2 separate regions of the Homo sapiens genome follow, and region 1 is linked to region 2. A link is a loop called in an ENCODE intact Hi-C map of the cell type or tissue named here. Cell type or tissue: HepG2. All regions are shown on one strand. Links, peaks and the distances in the headings refer to the core of each region. The heading gives the core; the rest is flanking DNA.

The links. Hi-C counts contacts between places; a loop is a spot of excess contacts. Peaks named below come from ENCODE experiments on the same cell type or tissue, not always from the same donor. Only the 100,000 strongest peaks of a DNase experiment are listed, where the experiment ranks them.
Region 1: it touches region 2 in a loop (18-fold over the local background); 1 of 110 quality-filtered maps calls a loop at or near these places.

The regions. Positions count from the first base shown.
Region 1 is chr4:37,404,478-37,415,199 of GRCh38, forward strand. All of the region lies in intron 3 of NWD2 (NACHT and WD repeat domain containing 2), which reads left to right. Among named protein-coding and RNA genes, the nearest start is that of PGCKA1, 44 kb to the right of the region's middle. In HepG2, for the core only: no CTCF peak of the experiment used is centred there; a DNase peak (open chromatin) is centred at 3,914.
Region 2 is chr4:37,561,439-37,572,160 of GRCh38, forward strand. The region is part of intron 2 of PGCKA1 (PDCD10 and GCKIII kinases associated 1); the gene reads left to right. Among named protein-coding and RNA genes, the nearest start is that of PGCKA1, 110 kb to the left of the region's middle. In HepG2, for the core only: a CTCF peak has its summit at 5,502 (motif pointing left); a DNase peak (open chromatin) is centred at 5,503.

The sequences.
Region 1 (10,722 bases), core at 2,239-6,238, 160 kb before region 2:
CAGTCAACCTTCTGATTAGTTCCATCTTCTCTGAAGTCTGTGAGCCCTTACAGACAATACCATGCTTTTTGTTCTTTCACCACTGCTTGCCTGCCCCATATCCCTCTTTCTGATCCAGCCTATAACCTCAGGAAGGGCAATGTATTAGTCAGTTCTCACACAGCTATAAAGAAGTACCTGAGACTGGATAATTTATGAAGAAAAGAGGTTAACTGGCTCGTGGTTCCACAGGCTGTACAGGAAGCATGGCGACATCCGCTCAGCTTCTGGAGAGGCCTCAGGGAACTTACAATTGTGGCAGAAGGCAAAGGAGGAGCAAGACGTCTTACAAGGTGGAACAGTAGCAATAGAGAGAGGGGAAGGTGCTACACACTTATAAACAACCAGATCTGGTGAGAACTCACTCACTATCATGACAGCAGCACCAAAGGGGATGGTGTAAAACCATTCATGAGAGAGCGCCTTTCTGATCCAATCACCTCCCACCAGGCCCCATCACCAATACTGGGGATTACAACTGAACATGAGATTTGTGTAGGGACACAGATCCAAACCATATCAGGCAATAATCTTGTCTTCTATTTATCGTACCTTCCTCTTCACTGAAATGATGAATCGATGAACAAATAAATGAATATCCTCAGTGTAAAGATTTTCCTGTAGTTCAAATCAATGTCACCCACCTCTGGGAACCCATTTTATATCTTTATGACAGCATCATCTTGACTTTGTAGGTAATTGTGTCTGAGATCAGGGGCACTTGCCTGCAGGGAGACAAATTATAAGAATGAAGCAATCTTGTGGAGAGCGACTCTAAAACCATGTAAGGGAAGAGGTTTTCTTGGGAGGATTATACATTTTTGAAATGTGGGTAGCAGTCTAATAGTAGATCAATAAATCATTCTGTCTAGTAGGTTGCCATCAGCAATTTTTTAGTTGAATGTAATAGAATAGAATAGAATAGAATAGAATAGAATAGAATAGAATAGAATAGAATAGAATAGAATAGAATAGAAAACATCAGGGCGAATTGCATGTAATAAAGTTAACAATTATTTGGTGAAAGAAATTACTGAATCCACTCCCAGAATTTCTGATTCTATAGGTCTGGGGTGACAACTGCGACTTTCCATTTCTAACATGAGTTTGCTTGAACAGAGTCTTAATATAAAATGTTTTCCTTGCTGTAGGTCTCAGTCAAAAAATGTTTGAGAAAAACATTGCTCTACTTCATAGATTAAAGAGTGAGGTCTAAGGGACGCATTTTTATAATTTCACCCAGAGTGCTCTGACATAGGTTATCTTGGAACATTTTAACATCTTTGCCAGGTAGGTAGGAATATGTGATATTACAGTCATTTTAGAGAAAGGGGGACCAGGGGATTTAGATATACTTAACAGATCTTTGTTGATCAGGCAATTTGGCTTAGCATAGCCACCCAGGTAGACAGCAATTGATTTAGAACCAGAACCCAGAATTGAAACTGTTAAATTGTAATTTCTTCACTAATTAAATAAGTGGTTTCTAAACTGTTCAGGGTTTATCATAAGGGTTATGAAAAAATTCTCTGAAGATTTTTTAAAATTTATAAACAAGAAGTCACGTTAAGTCATGCCACTTTTAACTCTGAACTTGGAGGTTGTCATAGTCCCAAAATAAGCAACAGCAGCAACTGCAAAACAAAACGGTAGAAAATGATTAATAAATGCAGAGTAAGTGATATTAGAAAATCATTGTCTTGCAATCCCAAAGGAAAGAATGGATCTAGACAGCCAGTGAAACAGACCGACACATCCCAAGCATTGGCCTGTCTCAGAATTTCTAACAGCGAGTCACAGAGATCTTTTGTGCTTCATAATTGATACAGTGGGAAGGACAGCACCATCTGTCAAGAATTCTTGCCTTAAAAAAAGGATCTAGAACCAGAAATGCCATTTGACCCAGGAATCCCATTACTAGGTATACACCCAAAGGATTATAAATCATTCTACTGTACTATAAAGACAGGCACATGTATGTTTATTGCAGCATTATTTACCATAGCAAAGACTTGAAACCAACCCAAATGCCCATGAATGATAGAATGGATAAAGAAAATGTGGCACATATACACTATGGAATACTATGCAGCCATAAAAAATGAGTGTGGTGGCTCACACCTGTAATCCCAGCACTTTGGGAGGCCGAGGTGAGTGGATTACCTGAGGTCACGAGTTTGAGACCCGCCTGACCAACATGGGAAAACCCGTCTCTACTAAAAATACAAAAGTAGCCAGGTGTGGTGGCGCATACCTATAATCCCAGCTACTTGGGAGGCTGAGGCAGGAGAATTGTTTGAACCCAGGAGGCAGGGGTTGCAGTGAGCCAGGATCATGCCATTGCACTCCAGCCTGAGCAACAAGAGCAAAACTCCATCTCAAAGAAAAAAAGAAAAAATGAGTTCATGTCCTTTGTAGGGACATGGATGAGGCTGGAAGCCATCATTCTCAGCAAATTAACACAGGAACAGAAAACCAAACACCGCATGTTCTCATTCATAAGTTGGAGTTGAACAATGAGAACACATGGACACAGGGAGGGGCCTGTCAGCAGGGTGGGGGGCTAGGGGAAGGAGGGCATTAGAACAAATACCTAATGCATGCAGGACTTAAAACCTAGATGACAGGTTGATAGGTGCAGCAAACCACCATGGCACATGTATACCTATGTAACCTGCACATTCTGCACATGTATCCCAGAACTTAAAGAAAAAAATGAACCTGAACATAACTAAGGCTCTAAATCTAACTACCAACTTATAGGGAAGCTAATTGAAGAAGGCAAATGACAACAGGAGGAGTGGCACCCAGCTAAATCTACACTGTGAGATATTCAACAACATTAGTACCCAAGGAGGAGATCTTGGAGGGCTTGTTAAACAGAAATGTCTTGGGCCCTACTCCCAAAGTTTGTGATTCTGTGGGACAATATTTGCATTTCTGGCAAGTTCCCAGGAGATACTAATGCCACTGATCCAGGGGCCACACTTTGAAAACCACTGGTCGATAGGATAAACAACCTGCTTATCCAACCAATCAGTGACGTGAGAGGGAGTGGGGATATTATAGAATAAAATGCCTTCTAACAGCCTACAAACTTAAGACAATGTATAGACTTCACCTGGATCTTAATTCAAGGCAGCTGCAAAAAGAAATGTTGAAGCAACTGGGAACTAAATGTAGACAAAGTGTGGAGTTAAATTAAGAAATTATCCTTGATAGGGCAACATGGTGGAATAGGATCAGCTCCGGTCTGCAGCTCCCAGTGAGATCGACAGAGAAGGCAGGTGATTTCTGCATTTCCAACTGAGGTACCTGGTTGATCTCATTGGGACTGGTTGGACAGTGGGTGCAGCCCATGGAGGGCGAGCAGAAGCAGGATGGGGTGTCGCCTCACCCGGGAAGTGCATGGGGTCAGGGAATTTTCTCCCCTACCCAAGGGAAGCCATGAGGAACTGAGCCTGAGGAACTCCAGCACAGATACTGCACTTGTCCCATGGTCTTCACAACCTGCAAACCAGGAGATTCCCTCCATTGTCTACTCCATCAGGGCCCTGGGTTTCAAGCACAAAACTGGGCAGCCATTTGGGCAGACACTGAACTAGCTGCAGGAGTTCTTTTTTTCCATACCCCAGTGGTGCCTGGAACCCCAGCAAGACAAAACCGATAACCTCCCTGGAAAAGGGTGCTGAAGCCAGGGAGCCAAGTGGTCTGGCTCGGCAGGTCCCACCCCCACGGAGCCCAGCAAACTAAGATCCACTGGCTTGAAATTCTCGCTGCCAGCACAGCAGCAGTCTGAGATTGACCTGGGGCACTCGAGCTTGCTTGGGGGAGGGGCCTCCACCATTGCTGAGGCTTGAGTAGGTGGTTTTATGCTCACAGTGTAAACAAAGCCGCTGGAAAGTTCAAACTGGGTGGAGCCCACTGCAGCTCAGCAAGGCTGCTATGGCCAGACTGCCAGATTTTTCTTCTCTGGGCAGGGCATCTCTGAAAAAAAGGCAGCAGACCCAGTCAGGGACTTGCAGATAAAACCCCCATCTCAATGGGACAGAGCATGAGGGGAAAGGCCTGGCTGTGGGCACAGCTTCAACAGACTTAAACGTCCCTAACTGATGGCTCTGAAGAGAGCAGCAGACCTCCCAGCACAGCGTTGGAGCTCTGCTAAGGGTCAGACTGCCTCCTCGAGTGGGTCCCTGACCCCTATGTATCCTGACTGGGAGACATCTCCCAGTAGAGGCTGACAGACACCTCCTACAGGAGAGCTCTGGCTGGCATCTGGCAGGTGCCCCTCTGGGACAAAGCTTCCAGAGGAAACAAGAGGCAGCAATCTTTGCTGTTCTGCAGCCTCCACTAGTGATACCCAGGCAAACGGGGTCAGGAGTGAACCTCCAGCAAACACCAGTATACTGGCAGCAGAGGGGGCTGACTGTCAGAAGGAAAACTAACAAACAGGAATAGCATGTCCACTCAAAGACCCCATCCAAAGGTCACCAACATCAAAGACCAAAGGTAGGTAAATCCACAAAGATGGGGAGAAACCAGGGCAGAAAGTCTGAAAATTCCAAAAACCAGAATGCCTCTTCTCCTCCAAAGGATCACAACTCCTTGCCAGCAAGGGAACAAAACTGGATGGAGAATGAGTTTGACAAGTTGACAGAAGTAGGATTCAGAAGGTGGGTAATAACAAACTCCACCAAGCTAAAGGAGCATGTTCTAACCCATCACAAGGAAGCTAAAAACCTTGAAAAAAGGTTAGAGGAATGGCTAACTAGAATAACCAGTTTAGAGAAGAACATAAATGACCTGATGGATCTGAAAAACACAGCACAAGAACTTCGTGAAGCATACACAAGTATCAATAGCTGAATCAATCAAGCAGAAGAAAGGATATCAGAGATTGAAGATCAACTTAATGAAATAAAGCGTGAAGACAAGATTATGGAAAAAAAATAAAAAGGAATGAACAAAGACTCCAAGAAATATGGGAGTATGTGGAAAGACCAAATCTACGTGTGATTGGTGTACCTGAAAGTGACGAGAAGGGAAGCAAGTTGGAAAACACTTTTCAGGATATTATCCAGGAGAACTTCCCCAAAGTAGCAAGGCAAGCCAACGTTCAAATTCAGGAAATACAGAGAACACCACTAAGATACTCCTCGAGAAGAGCAACCCCAAGACACATAATCATCAGATTCACCAAGGTTGAAATGAAGGAAAAAATGTTAAGGGCAGCCAGAGAGAAAGGTCGGGTTACCCACAAAGGGAAGCCCATCAGACTAACAGCAGATCTCTCTGCAGAAAGCCTACAAGCCAGAAAAGAGTAGGGGCCAATATTCAACATTCTTAAAGAAAAGAATTTTCAACCCAGAATTTCATATCCAGCCAAACTAAGCTTCATAAGAAAAGGAGAAATAAAATCCTTTACACACAAGCAAATGCTGAGAGATTTTGTCACCACCAGGCCTGCCTTACAAGAGCTCCTGAAGGAAGCACTAAACATGGAAAGGAACAACTGGTACCAGCCACTGCAAAAACATACCAAATTGTAAAGAACATCAACACTGTGAAGAAACTGCATCAACTAATGGGCAAAACAACCAGCTAGCTTCATAATGACGGGATCAAATTCACACATAATATTACCCTTAAAGGTAAACGAGCTAAATGCCCCAGTTAGAAGACACAGACTGGCAAATTGGATAAAGAGTCAAGACCCATCAGTGTGTTGTGTTCAGGAGACCCATCTCACATGCAAAGACACACATAGGCTCAAAATAAAGGGATGGAGGAATATTTACCAAGCAAATGGAAAGCAAAAAAAAGGCAGGAGTTGCAATCCTAATCTGTGATAAAACACACTTTAAACCAACAAAGAACGAAAGAGAAAAAGCCATTACATAATGGTAAAGGGATCAATGCAGCAAGGAGAGCTAACTATCCTAAATATATATGCACCCAACACAGGAGCACCAGATTCATAAAGCAAGTTCTTAGACACCTACAAAGAGACTTAGACTCCCACACAATAATAGTGGGAGATTTTGACAACCCACTGTCAGTATTAGATCAACAAGACAGAAAATTAACAAGGATATTCAGGACTTGAACTCAGCTCTGGACCAAGCGGAACTAATAGACATCTACTGAACTCTCCACCCCAAATCAACAGAATGTACATTCTTCTCAGCACGTATCACACTTATTCTAAAACTGACCAAATAATTGGAAGTAAAACACTCCTCAGCCAATGCAAAAGAACAGAAATCATAACAAACTGTCTCTCAGACCACAGTGTAATCAAATTAGAACTCAGGATTACAAAACTCACTCAAAACCACACAACTACATGGAAACTGAACAAACTGCTCCTGAATGACTACTGGGTAAATAATGAAAGAAGGCAGAAATAAAGGTGTTCTTTAAAATCAATGAGAATGAAGACACAACATACCAGAATCTCTGGGACATATTTAAAGCAGTGTGTAGAGGGAAATTTATAGCACTAAATGCCCACAAGAGAGTGTAGGAAAGATCTAAAACTGACACCCTAACATCAAAATTAAAAGAATTAGAGAAGCAACAGCAAACAAATTCAAAAGCTAGCAGAAGACAACAAATAACTAAGATCAGAGCAGAACTGAAGGAGACAGAGACATGAAAAAACTTTCAAAAAATTCCAGGAGCTGGCTTTTTGAAAAGATCAACAAAATAGACCACTAGCCAGACTAATAAAGCAGGAAAGAGAAAAGAATCAAATAGACACAATAAAAAGTGATACAGGGGATATCACCACTGATCCCACAGAAATACAAACTACTATCGGAGAATACTATAAACACCTCTATGCAAATAAACTAGAAAATCTAGAAGAAATGGATAAATTCCTGGACACATATACCCTCCCAAGTCTAAGCCAGGAAGAAGTCAAACCTCTGAATAAACCAATAACAAGTTCTGAAATTGAGGCAGTAATTAATAGCCTACCAACCAAAAAAAGTCCAGGACCAGACAGATACATAGCCAAATTCTACCAGAGATACAAAGAGGAGCTGGTACCATTCCTTCTGAAACTATTCCAAACAAAAGAAAAAGAGGGAATCCTCCCTAACTCATTTTATGAGGCCAGCATCACCCTTTTACCAAAACCTGGCAGAGACACAACAAAAAAAGAAAATTTAGGGCCAGTATCTCTGATGAACATCGATGCAAAAATCCTCAATAAAATACTGGCAAACCAAATCCAGCAGCACATCAAAAAGCTTATCCACCACAATCAAGTCAGCTTTATACCTGGGATGCAAGGCTGGTTCAACATATGTGAATCAATAAACATAATCTATCACATAAACAGAACAAATGACAAAAACCACATGATTATCTCAATAGATGCAAAAAAGGCCTTTGACAAAATTCAACACCCATTCATGCTAACAACTCTCAATAAACTAGGTATCAATGAAATGTATATCGAAATAATAAGAGCTATTTATGACAAACCCACAGCCAATATCATACTGAATGGGCAAAAACTGGAAGCATTCCCTTTGAAAATGGGCACAAGACAAGGATGCCCTCTCTCATCACTCCTATTCAACATAGTATTGGAAGTTCTGGCCAGGGCAATGAGGCAAGAGAAAGAAATAAAGGGAATTCGAATAGGAACAGAGGAAGTCAAATTGTCTCTGTTTGCAGATGGCATGATTGTATATTTAGAAAACCCCATCATCTCAGCCCAAAATCTCCTTAAACTGATAAGCAACTTCAGCAAAGTCTCAGGATATAAAATCAATGTGCAAAAATCACAAGCATTCCTATACACCAGTAACAGACAAACAGCCAAATCATGAGTGAACTCCCATTCACAATTGCTACTAAGATAATAAAATACCTAGGAATACAACTTACAAGGGATGTGAAGGACCTCTTCAAGAAGAACTACAAACCACTGCTCAAGGAAATAAGAGAGGACACAAACAAATGGAAAAACATTCCATGCTCATGAATAGGAAGAATCATTATCGTGAAAATGGCCATACTACCCAAAGTAATTTATAGATACAATGCTATCCCCATCAAGCTACCATGGACTTTCTTCACAGCATTGCAAAAAACTACTTTAAACTTCATGTGGAAACAAAAATAGCCCAAATAGCAACACAATCCTGGGCAAGAAAGAATAAAGCTGGAGGCATCATGCTACCTGACTTCAAAATATACTACAAGGCTACAGTAACCAAAACAGCATGTTACTGTTACCAAAACAGATATATAGACCAATAGAACAGAACACAGGCCTCAGAAATAACACCACACATCTACAACCATCTGATCTTTGACAATCCTGACACAAACAAGCAATGGGGAAAACATTCCCTATTTAATGAATGGTGTTGGGAAAACTGGCTAGCCATATGCAGAAAACTGAAACTGGACCCCTTCCTTACACCTTATACAAAAAATGGATCAAAGACTTAAACGTAAGACCTAGGACCATAAAAATTCTAGAAGAAAACCTGGGCAATACCATTCAGGACACAGGCATGGGCAAACACTTCATGTCTAAAACACAGAAAGCAATGGCAACAAAAGCCAAAATTGACAAATGGGATCTAATGAAACTAAAGAGCTTCTGCACAGCAAAAGAAACTATTATCAGAGTGAACAGGCAGCCTACGGAATGGGAGAAAATTTTTGCAATCTATCCATCTGACAAAGGGCTAATATCCAGAATCTACAAAGAACTTAAACAAATGTACAAGAAAAAAGCAAACAACCCCATCAAAAAGTGGCAAAGGATATGAACAGACATTTCTCAAAAGAAGACATTTATGCAGCCAACAGACATATGAAAAAATGCTCATCATCACTGGTCATTAGAGAAATGCAAATTAAAACCACAGTGAGATACCATCTCACACCAGTTAGAATGGTGATCATTAAAAAGTCAGAAAACAACAGATGCTGGAGAGGATGTGGAGAAATAGGAATGCTTTTACACTATTGGTGAGAGTGTAAATTAGTTCAATCATTGTGGAAGACAGTGTGGCGATTCCTCAAGGATCTAGAACTAGAAATACCATTTGACCCAGCAATCCCATTACTGGGTATATACCCAAAGGATTATAAATCATTCTACTATAAAGACACATGCACACATATGTTTATTGCGGTGTGGTTCACAATAGCAAAGACTTGGAATCAACCCAAATGTTCATCAATGATAGACTGGATAAAGAAAATGTGGTACATATACACCATGGAATACTATGCAGCCATAAAAAAGGATGAGTCCATGTCCTTTGCAGAGACATGGATGAAGCTGGAAACCATCATTCTCAGCAAACTATCACAAGAACAGAAAACCAAACACCGCATGTTCTCACTTATAAGTGGGAGTTGAACAATGAGAACACATGGACACAGAGAAGGGAACATCACACACCAGGGCCTGTCAGGGGGTGGGGGGCAAGGAGAGGGATAGCATTAGGAGAAATACCTAATGTAGGTGACGGGTTGATAGGTGCAGCAAACCACCATGGCATGTGTATACCTATGCAACAAAACTGCACGTTCTCCACATGTATCCTAGAACATAAAGTATAATAAAAAAAAGAAAAAAAAGAAATTATCCTTAATTCTACTGAATGTAATAGTATCGTTAGGATTACATTAAAACTTTTATTTTAAAAATTCATGATGAAGGAATTTTTGTGATCAAATGATAGGATTCTGAAATAGGATTATCAAAATGTTGATAGTTGGTAAAGCTGGTAATAGGTATCTGGGGGCTTGTTATGCTATTATCTGTACTTTTGAGCATGTATGAAAGTTTTCACAATAAGCTCTTTTTAAAAATCACTACTGCCTACACTAGACTTCTTCACCTTATAGAGAAGTACACCCTCTTCATCTAGAGATCAGCTTTAAGTGGCCTCAGCCAGCCCTGAAAAAAAAAAAAACCCAAAACCTAGAAATAAACAAAGATAAATTACCTTTATGCTCCAGAAGTCGCTGTAACAAGACTCTGCTAAAGCCATGAATCTTACCTTGTTTAATATCATTCAGACTTATTTAATGTACACTTCTATAAAAGCTGGCTTGCATAGTTTCTCATTCCAGATCTTATCTAGTAAAGGAAGACTGCTGGAAGTGGGTACAGTGACAGCAGGAAAAATCACATCTTATAGCCTGACATTTGGAGAACCAAAAAAGTATAAAAGAATTGGATCAACACATTATACAATGGTGGATTATTGATTAATTCATCAGTAATAACACTGTTAGCCTTTATAGAGCATTTATGTGTCAGTTACCCTTCCAATTTCTTTACTTATATTAATGCTGTTAATCCACAGGGAAATCCACGAATTGACATTGTTGGATTCTATATTTTACAGATAAGGGAGCACACTGGAGCACAGAGGGGTTAAGTAACTTGGCTGAGGTCACAGAGCAGAGAGCTTCTGCTCTGAACCACTGTCGGTGCATCCATATTAATAAAAGTTAAACTACATTCAATGTCCTTTATTTAAGACATATATTGGGATGAAATGAAAGTATAAAAGGCAATTTAGGCATTTGTTTTCTATTGAAATTTGTTTTAAAGAGTTTTTAAGATATCTAAAGGGATAAATGGGCTATTTGGAAATCTCCCTGAAGAACGCATGTATGGGAGAAATAGCA
Region 2 (10,722 bases), core at 3,110-7,109:
TGGCTGGTTTAGATTGGGTGGGGTGAGAAGGCAAAGGAAATAGTCTATGACAAGGTCCTTGAGATCAGGAGCAAAACATAAATTTTAAAGACTTGAAAGAAGGCCAATGTGGCCAGGGAAAGAAAGGGGGGACAATACACCAGAAAGCTGTGTATGAGATAGAAAAGACTTCATCTATTATTGTATAAGTTTCTTATTAATTTTAAGTGAGTTACTGCAGTCGACAATCATAATTCACTGTAGTTATGTTCTATAAAGTCACTTCAAACAAGGAGTTAGTGAATACTGCACAATTGCTCTCAGGGGAAATATGGGGTTAGGTTCCTAGAAGCCTCTGGTCACAATATTTTCATCAACTGATCAATATATAACTTGTTTTATGTGTGTTTCAGTTGTTAAAGCACTTTATTTGCATATGTATTGTTAATTCATTAACATTGAGCTCAGGGCTAACAGCACTATGACTCATTTCTGAACAAAGCTTATCTAACACACACATTTTCTCTGTAAGGCACATCACAGCATTCTTGCACCTAGGACCACTAGACAACACGTCAGCACTATGCCTGGGGCTATTTTTAACAGTGACATCACCAACAAAAAGCACAAAATGCAAACAATGGGTCCATGAGAAGAAACCCATTTACAGTATGGCACAGTGCCATCTTGTTTGAGCTCAGCTAGAAACATAAGCATCTAATGACTCAAAATATTTTGCCCACTCTGCACATGTCCAGGAATGGCCACACAAGCACCATGAGTATTGATTTGGGGGTTACAAATTAACGTTAGTAAGTCAGTGAATTCACAAATACAGAATCCACAAATAATGAGAACCAAGTGTATATGTAAAGCATATCGATGAACACCAGGTACATAAGAAGGAATATGTACATTTGATATTTTAATCATCTTCATTATTGCATGCTACTAAATATCCTGACAGCATGAGATACCTCTGAAAAGTTTTAGGCAGGGGAAGTGATAATGATCCAGATTCATGGCCTAAAAAGATCGTGACTCCTTTGTGGCAAATATGTTAGCCAGAGACACTAGCAGGTATAGGTGATAGTAAGGCGATGTTGCAGTCAGTAATCCAGGTACAAAAGAGATGATGCTGTTTGAGGACAGGGCAGTGGGAGTGCACATAGTTCTCCTGGAATGTGCTCTGGAAATCTACCAGAACCACTGTCTGCCCACCTTTGCCCACAAGCCTTTTCTAATCTTCCTACGGTTACTCCGGAGCTCCTTGTCCTATATAGCATATTATATGACATATTTGAATCTAGTACTTATGACACTATATTAGTCATGTATCTATATACTTGTCTCCTTTCCTGGACAGTAAACTCTTTCTACATCCCTGGAATCAAGTTCGGTACTTGGCACATAATAGGTGCTCAGGAAATATCTGTTGCCTGAATGGTTGGTGAGTCATTTAACAAACAGCAGAGATCTTCTACCTCTTAGTGTCTTAGCAATTAGCAGAGTGTCTTACCCCTAGTAGGGGGGTGTTTAAGGCCTCTAAACCGTGCTCAGTCTTTCCAAGTGCAAAACCTATTTTTACTGTACTTTAAAGGAATATTGGGTTCCAACTCTGCACACGTAGGTTCATCTACAATTAGGGGACAAATTGTAGGTTTTTTCTTGTCTTCCGACCAGTTCTTGCTTCCAGTCTTGAGTCCGGAAAAACATTTATAAAATAAAATAGTTGGGTGGGATAACTTCTAAGATTCTTTCAAATCAGAGCCCTATATCACTCTGCTAAGGCTACCATAACAAAATACTCTAGACTGGGTGGCTTAAACAAAAGAAATTTATTTTCTCAGAGTCCTGGAGGCCGGGAGGTCCAAGATCAAGAAGTCGGCAAATTCGATTCCCGGGAGAGCTCTTTCCAGCTTGCAGATGCCGCCTTCTCACTGTGTCCTCACGTGCCCTCTCCTCAGTGTGCTCTGGACCCACCAGCACCATTCGCTTTCGCTCACAAGCCTTTTCTAATCTTCCCGAGGTTGCTCAGGAGGGAGTGCTCTCTCTCCTCTTAAGGCCACCAATCCTCTTATGTTAGGACCCCACCCTGATGACCTCATTTAACCTTAATTACCTCCAGAAAGCCCTATCTCTAATTACACTCACAATGAGTTAGGGTTTCAACATGTGAATTTGGGGGAAGACACAATTCAGTCCACAGCGGGTACTGTAAGACTCTGGGAATTACCCTGAACTAGTTTATTCCAAGCAGGTGGCCCTGAGCTGTGCTTCCTTTAAAATCTATTTGTAGCCTTACCAGACTATATTATATAAACTCCTCTCCACATGGCCACCTCTAAAACTTCCTCAGCATTTTTAGAACTTAATTTTGTCCAAATGCTTCAAGTTTCTTCCAGATGTCTGCCATCTCCCAGATACAGCTACTTAGCAAAATCAGAGACATTCCCTGTCATGGAGACACGGCCCAGTTCCCATGTGGTTCCAGGGAAGATTTGGTCAAAACATTGCCCATTTCTACACAGTGTCTAAATGGAACTAGCACCCAATGGTTAAAGAATATTCTCAGCCAGGGACAGTGGCTCACCTCTGTAATCCCAGCGTTTTGGGAGGCTGGGACGGGTGGATCACCGGAGATCAGGAGGTCGAGACCCGCCTGGCCAACATAGTGAAACCCTGTCTCTACTAAAAATACAAAAAATTAGCTGGGCGTGGTGGCAGGCACCTGTAATCCCAGCTATTCAGGAGGCTGAGGCAGGAGAATCACTTGGACCCGGGAGTCGGAGGTTGCAGTGAGCCAAGATGGCACCACTGCACTCCAGCCTGGGTGACAAGAGTGAGACTCTGTCTCAAAAAAAAAAAAAAAAGAAAGAAAAAAAACCGAATATTCTCGCAGACAATTGCCATGAACATGCAAACGGCCAACATTTCCTAAGCACCTACTATTTGCAAGACACATATTGCCAGCCCTGTCACATGCTTAAGTCATGTGATCCTCATAGGACCCTGACCAGTACTTCTGGTAATGCAGCCATAAAAATGAAAGTTACCATGCACTGATGCCAGGGGTGTCTGACTTTTTTATTTATTTATTTTTTTTGAGATGGAGTCTCACTCTTACTGCCCAGGCTGCAGTGCAGTGGCGCGATCTTGGCTCACTGTAACCTCCGCCTCTTGGATTCAAGTGATTCTCCTGCCTCAGCCTCCCAAGTAGCTGAGATTACAGGTGTCTGCCACCATGACCAGCTATTTTTTGTATTTTTAGTAGAGATGGGGTTTCACCAAGTTGGCCAGGCTGGTCTCGAACTCCTGACCTCAGGTGATCCACCTGCCTCGGCCTCCCAAAGTGCTGGGATTAAAGGTGCGAGCCACTGTGCCCAGCCCGGTGTCTGACATTTTTCAGCAGATCCTTTAGTAATGATTGATGCTGAGCTTGTTAGAAACACAGGCTGTCAGGCCCCACTCAGAGCCAGGTGGATTCCTCATGACCCAGTGCCCTGTGCTCCTATCTGTCTACAAGATTCCACCCCGTACACACACACACGTACACACACACACACAGACACACACACTAGTCTTTATTCATTAACAAACTACATCTTGTCTGCTCCAAACAGGAGCCTACTTCCAGGAATTTACAGTCCAGAGAATAGGGACATAGCTTCTCAAACTTTTCCCTTAAACTGTCCCCACGAGGGTACAGGAGGATCTGGGAGGCTGGGGAGTGTGGAGAGGATGACCACAAGCTACTGGCAGAACTTGACATCTCTGTGTGCCTTCCGTTTCATTCTAGTCATTCACACAAATGTTGCCTTTTCACCCATGATATTCTGAGTTAATTTTATATAACAAATAATGGGCTTCTCCCCCCAAAACCTTCGCATGGGGCCATATTTATTTTGTGGCTTACCTTTCCCTCCCAGCTCATGGCCATGTATCCTCATGTAGAAGGGGGGGCTCTGAGATTGGCTCACAACACGGGCAGCCTCTGGATCTGGGAGAAGTGCAAGGTCAGCCATGGAGGAGGAGCAGCACCGGGTCTAATCTGGGGGAAGGAACAGGACCCCCTTGACTCCACAGACACCTTCCTCCCCCAGGCTCTTCCACAGAGTTATTGTCCAAATGTACAGTGGGCAGAGACCAACCCAGATGGAGTTCTGATGTGCAGTGATTGTGTGAAGAGGCCTCTGTAGAATTTCAGGAGCCTTTTGACCCCACCATTGCTTGGCCAGACCAGAATAAACCCAATGTCTAGCCAGTGCTAGAGGAAGCCCTGGTCTCATCAGGCTTAAAGGTGACAGTAACTGTGATGGTTAATATTGAGTGTCAACTTGATGGGATTGAAGGATGCAAAGTGTTGGTCCTGGGTGTGTCTGTGAGGGTGCTGCCAAAGGAGATTAACATTTGAGTCAGTGGGCTGGGGAAGGCAGACCCACCCTTAATCTGGGTAGGCACCATTTAATCAGCTCCCAGCGAATATAAAGCAGGCAGAAAAACGTCAAAAGGTGAGACTAGCCTAGCCTCCCAGCCTACATCCTTCTCCCGTGCTGGACACTTCCTGCCTCAAACATCGGACTCCACGTTCTTCAGTTTTGGGACTCGGACTGGCTCTCCTTGCTCCTCAGCTTGCAGATGAGCTATTGTGGGACCTTGTGATTGTGTGAGTTAACACTTAATATTACCTCCCCTTTACATATATGTCTATCCTGTTAGTTCTGTCCCTCTGGAGAACCCTGACTAATACAGTAACCATCTAAAATACCACATCACCTACTTCATAACCTTGCCGCATAGCACAACACCTACACTACTTGGGCCATAATTTTTGTTTCTTTTTTTGTTCTTTTTTTTTTATTTTATTTTTTTTTGCTTTTTGAGACACAGTCTTACTCCATCACCCAGGCTGGAGTGCAGTGGCCTGATCTTGGCTCACTGCCACCTCCACCTCCCGGGTTCAAGTAATTCTCCCACCTCAGCTTCCTGAGTAGCTGCGATTACAGGCGCACATCACCACACCTGGCTAATTTTTGCATTTTCAGAAGAGATAAGGTTTCACCATGTTGGCCAGGCTGGTCTCGAACTCCCGACCTCAAGTGACCCACCCATATCGGCCTCCCAAAGTGCTGGGCTTATAGGCACCCAAAATTCTTGTTTCTGAGGCTTTTTATTTTATTTTTTGAGACAGAGCCTTGCTCCATTGGCCAGGCTGGAGTGCAATGGCACAATCTTGGCTCACTGCAACCTCTGCCTCCTGGGTTCAAGTGATTCTCCTGCCTCAGCCTCCCAAGTAGTTGGACTACAGGTGCACCACCACACCCAGCTAATATTTGTATTTTTAGTAGAGATAGGGTTCCACCATGTTGGGTCAGGCTGCTCTAGAACTCCTGACCTCAAGTGATCCGCCCACCTTGGCCTCCCAAAGTGCTGGGATTACAGGTGTGAGCCACCGCGCCTGGTCCTGAGGCCTTTCTTGTACCAAGTCCTTCTCTTGAGATGAGTAAAATAACCGCTATATCCTGCCATCTGCTGGTGAATTGATGCAACTGCACCTATAAAATTCAGCCCAAATCTAGAGAATCCAGTTCTCTCTTGCAAAAGCTATTGGAGCACAAACTGCTTCTTGCATAATCCAGCGGACAAAAAAAAATAAAATAAAATAAAATAAAATAAACTTACTAGGATGGATGCCAGAAATATTATAGTAATAAAAACAATAACAACATTAATAATACCTTCACTATCCTACTTTCAACTTTTACAACCTTGGGCAAGCAAGTTATATAACCTCCCATTTAGTTATCTATAAAATACTGGTTCCCACCTTAAAGGGTTGTTTTAAAGTTGAAATGAGTTAATACATGAAAGATGAAAGTCCCCAAAACAGTCCTTGGCACATAGAAAACACTCAGTGGCTAACTGCTTATTGTGATTAAGTACTGGCTGTATGCCAGACATTATAGCAAGCGCTATGCATACTTATCTTAGTGTTCAAAACAATCCTCATAAACTGTAACTATCATCATTCGCGTGTTGCAGATTAGGCCACTGAAACTCACGGAGGGGAAGAAACTTGGCTAGAAGTCACAAAGCTAGTAAGCAGTGGAGGTGGAATTGCTGACTACTCTGATCCTAAGTCACTCGCTTAACCACTCTGCTGAACTGCTGGTGTGGTGTGATCAATCTTCCTGAATGTTCGTCTAAATGCCATCCGGCTTCACCAGAATCAATCTCTCTCTCTCTCTTTCTCTCTCACACACACACACACGACTATACGCTCTCCCAGGGAGCACCCGGGTGCCATCATATCCCCAGAACCTAGCACAGTGCCTGGTGCATACCAAGACCCAGTGGAGCCATCGTGAAGTCAGCGATGTTGCACACAGCTGTGAGCATTCGTCACACACCTGTCTTAAGGATAGCAGGCTAATTACTAGATGGGGGGAAAAAATAGTATCAGATCTTGAATAAAGGGCCACATGAAATGTTTTTCAATCTATGAAAATGTCTGTGATATGCTATCGTAAAGACTACAGGAGGGACAAAAGGAGTGACATCATCACTATGTTGTAATAACAACAAAAAAAACCACATTGAATGTGTTTCCACATTCAACATGGATATCAAAGATCCTGTGAACCCAGCAGCAAGAAAGTCCTAGGACCAGGCCCTGGCCTGTTCCTCAGCATTCCTACAGTGGAAGCACCTCTCAGGTGCACAGGGCCGGCAAGGCCAGCCTTGGTAAAGGCTAGAGAGGCAGCCCTTCTAGTGGTATGATTCCAGAGGGTTCAGGGCCACCTGTCACTGAGAAACACCAATTTCAACCCAGACATTCTACCCTCAGAGGCTGATTTCTTTGGCTCCTGGGAACTTATTTTTTTACATAGTTTTCTTTAAAATGCAGGAACACCAGGAGGCCCAGGGTTGCCACCAGTGCTCTGAAAACCACTCTGCCCTCCTGCCTGGCAGCATGCACCTCTCAGCCCATTCCCAGTGGAGAAGGGGGGTCACTTTCTCCATCAGGAGTCTCCCTGGTCTGAGAGCCTCGTCCCTCTCAGGGACTTTGCTGTTACACACATTCTGTCCCAATCTCACAGTTCCTCCTGGCAGAGGCTGAAGAGGCATTTCCAAAAGAGCTGCAGAGTTCAGGGAATAAGACAGAGAACTTGGCCTTTTATCATTCAGTCAAGATCATGGCCTGGGGTGAGTGTGGACGTAGGACCCAGAGGGCAGTATTGCGAAGAGCTAGTTCACAAACCACTGGGCGTGGTGCCCCACGTGCAGCACGGAAGTACTGAAGCATGCCTTCAGCATAATTCTCAGGATTTGATGTGATAACAACAAGGAAATCAAGTCAATGAGTTGAAGTTCCCCTTTTTTCCCACTTTATCGTTTAGATTGTTAAATTTCAAAGAGAGCTTTGATTCACAAACTCGTTTTGCAGATAAAGAAACTGAGGACTCAAGAGATTACAGCCTGGGCAACAAGACAAAATCCCATCTCTACCAAAAAAATTAATAAATAAAAATAGCTGGACACGGTGGCGTGTGCATGTAGTTGCAGCTACTCAGGAGGCTGAGGTGGGAGGATTGCTTGAGCCTGGGAGGCAGAGGTTGCAGTGAGCCGAGATGATGCCACTGTGCTCCAGCCTGGGTGACAGAGTGAGACCCTGTCTCAAAAAAAAAGGGGGGGAGAGATTAAACAACTTCACCATGTCCATGCCATTGGTGATGGCGTTATGGCTAGGAGGTAAGAAGTGAATTTCTTTATTTTTATTTTATTTTATTTTATTTTGAGATGGAGTTTTGCTCTTGTTGCCCAGGCTGGAGTGCAATGGCAAGATCTCGGCTCACTGCAACCTCCGCCTCCCAGGTTCAAGCAATTCTCCTGCCTCAGCCTCTTGAGTAGCTGAGATTACAAGCACCTGCCACCACGCCCAGCTAATTTTTTGTATTTTCAGTAGAGATGGGGTTTCACCATGTTAGCCAGGCTGGTCTTGAACTCCTGACTTCAGGTGATCTGCCTGCTTCGGCCTCCCAAAGCGCTGGGGTTACAGGTGTGAGCCACCACGCCCGGCCCCGAGGAGGTGGATTTCTTATACCTGGGCACAGACTTTGCCTGGCTAAGTTCACCCAAACACCATATAGCTTAATTAGTTTGAGGAGTAAAACTCCAGTGATAATTAGGACTGTCATTTTGATAGCAGATTTTTCAGAAGTATTCTACAAAACATGAGATCTGTTGGTTGTTAATAAGTTTGTTATGAGAAAAAAAGTTCTGTAGCCCAATAATGTAGGGAAATAATCGGGTTAAACAGAGTGAAACAGTTCCTTCTCATAACCATGAATTTCTTCATCTTTAATTTCTGTTGTTCCCAAACCTGTTTTGACCAGGGAGCCTTTTCCAGGGAGAAAACCCATGAGCACTTCCCTGCACACAAATATCCCGTCAAAGCCAGCGCTAGACCATGCTAACACTTCTATCCCAGCACACTGGCTATTGAGAATGCATGAAATGGACTATTTGATGGTGCTGATAACAAAAGTCTGCATATAATCCTTTTTTTTTTTTTTTTTTGAGACGGAGTCTCGCTCTGTCGCCCCGGCTGGAGTACAGTGGCGCCATCTCGGCTCACTGCAAGCTCCGCCTCCCAGGTTCACGCCATTCTCCTGCCTCAGCCTCCCGAGTAGCTGGGACTACAGGCGCCCGCCACCACGCCTGGCTAATTTTTTTTTTTTTTTTTTTTTTTTTGTATTTTTAGTAGAGACAGAGTTTCACCGTGTTAGCCAGGATGGTCTCGATCTCCTGACCTTTTGAGCCGCCGACCTCGGCCTCCCAAAGTGCTGGGATTACAGGCATGAGCCACCGCGCCCGGCTGTCTGCATATAATCTTTCAAGTTCTCTAAAATAACAGAAGCTTAGCCTCTGTAGGAGAAAAGTAAACACATCAGAAAAATTTGTCCCGTGAGTTTTCAAAGACTGCCCAAAAGAGTAGGAAATGTTTCTGCCAAAAAAAAAAAAAAAAAAAGATTGAGCTGTCAAAGAGTTTATCTTCTAGTCCTTTTTCAACTATAGATTCATTACTGTCTATAATGTTGGGCAAGCAGTCTCTAGTTTCTTCTATAAAGGCAGCACAGCTCCTGGTAGTTATTTTTATTCATTCTTCTTGGGTCAGGACCTCAGTCCCTAGTAGCGGCTCACTAAATATTTGTCTACTTCGCCTTCTGGCCAGGTTATGTGAAATCTCAAGCTGTGTTTTCTAAACATTAGCAAATTGTTGGAAATTTACATGTTCCATTCTATTGTATCTCCTCCCTTCCAAATACTCCAACTTCTATAAACGCAAACCACCTCCCAGCAGCCACTTTAAAAGTTTGTTGAATAGAACCCTTGGAGCCGGACGTCCTTGACCCTTGGAATTGCATAATAGAGGTTTTGCTGTCTCCCAAGATGGGAAGGGGGAACAACAGTCTCTCCCATTTCTCCGAGCTCCTGCCTCCGGCTTGTAGTTTGGACCACTGGGTAGTATGAGATTTGATTGTGGAAAAGGGTATAGACCCTCTGTTAGAATAGTTTATCATATCTCATACCCATCATGCCTTCATTCCCACGTGTCATTCAGCGCCATTCCTTCATTTAAATAGTAAGAATGAAGTGCCCCATACAAGCTAGATGCTGGTTGGATTAGGCATTGCCTGTGGGGAGCTCATGTGTAGTAGGGAAGGCAGACAGCCAACAAGCACCAAAGTCCCCCTCTAAGATGCAACAACAGCCTGAAGACAGGAACCATACCCTTTATTTGCCTCTAGAGTTCTCATCCTGGGACTATATATGGTCTTCAGTATATACACAGGATGATGTGTAGGTTGGTAGACTTTTGATGAGCTGCCTTCCAAGATCTCTCTCCATGGTCTAATTTATAGAGACTATTATCCTTTTTTTTTTTTTTTTTTTTTTTTTTGAGACAGACCTCACTCTATCATCCAGGCTGGAGTGCAGTGGCACGATCTTGGCTCACTGCAACCTCCACCTCCCGGGTTCAAACGATTCTCCTGCCTCACCCTCCCGAGTGGCTGGGATTACAGGTGCCTGCCACCGTGCCCAGCTAATTTTTGTATTTTTATTTTTATTTTTTGAGACAGAGTCTCGCTCTGTCGCCCAGGCTGGAGTGCAATGGCGTGATCTCAGCTCACTGCAAGCTCCACCTCCCAGGTTCACACCATTCTCCTGCCTCAGCCTCCCAAGTAGCTGGGACTACAAATGCCCGCCACCACGCCTGGCTAATTTTTTGTATTTTTAGTAGAGACGGGGTTTCACCGTGTTAGCCAGGATGGTCTCGATCTCCTGACCTCGTGATCTGCCCGCCTCAGCCTCCCAAATTTTGTATTTTTAGTAGAAACAGGGTTTCACCATGTTGGCCAGACTGGTCTCGAACTTCTGACCTCAAGCGATCCTCCCACCTCGGCCTCCCAAAGTGCTGGGATTACTGACGTGAGCCGCCACACACAGCCATATAGGGAATATCTTAATAACATGGATTTCCTGGAGGTGTCAAGTCCCAGCCCAGGTTGTGACAGGCAGAGTAAGAACTGACCTTAGATTCACACGTTTGTTTTTAACTTCACACCTTTTTTTTTTTTTTCTTTTTTTTTTTTTTTTTGAGACGGAGTCTCGCTCTGTCGCCCAGGCTGGAGTGCAGTGGCGGGATCTCGGCTCACTGCAAGCTCCGCCTCCCGGGTT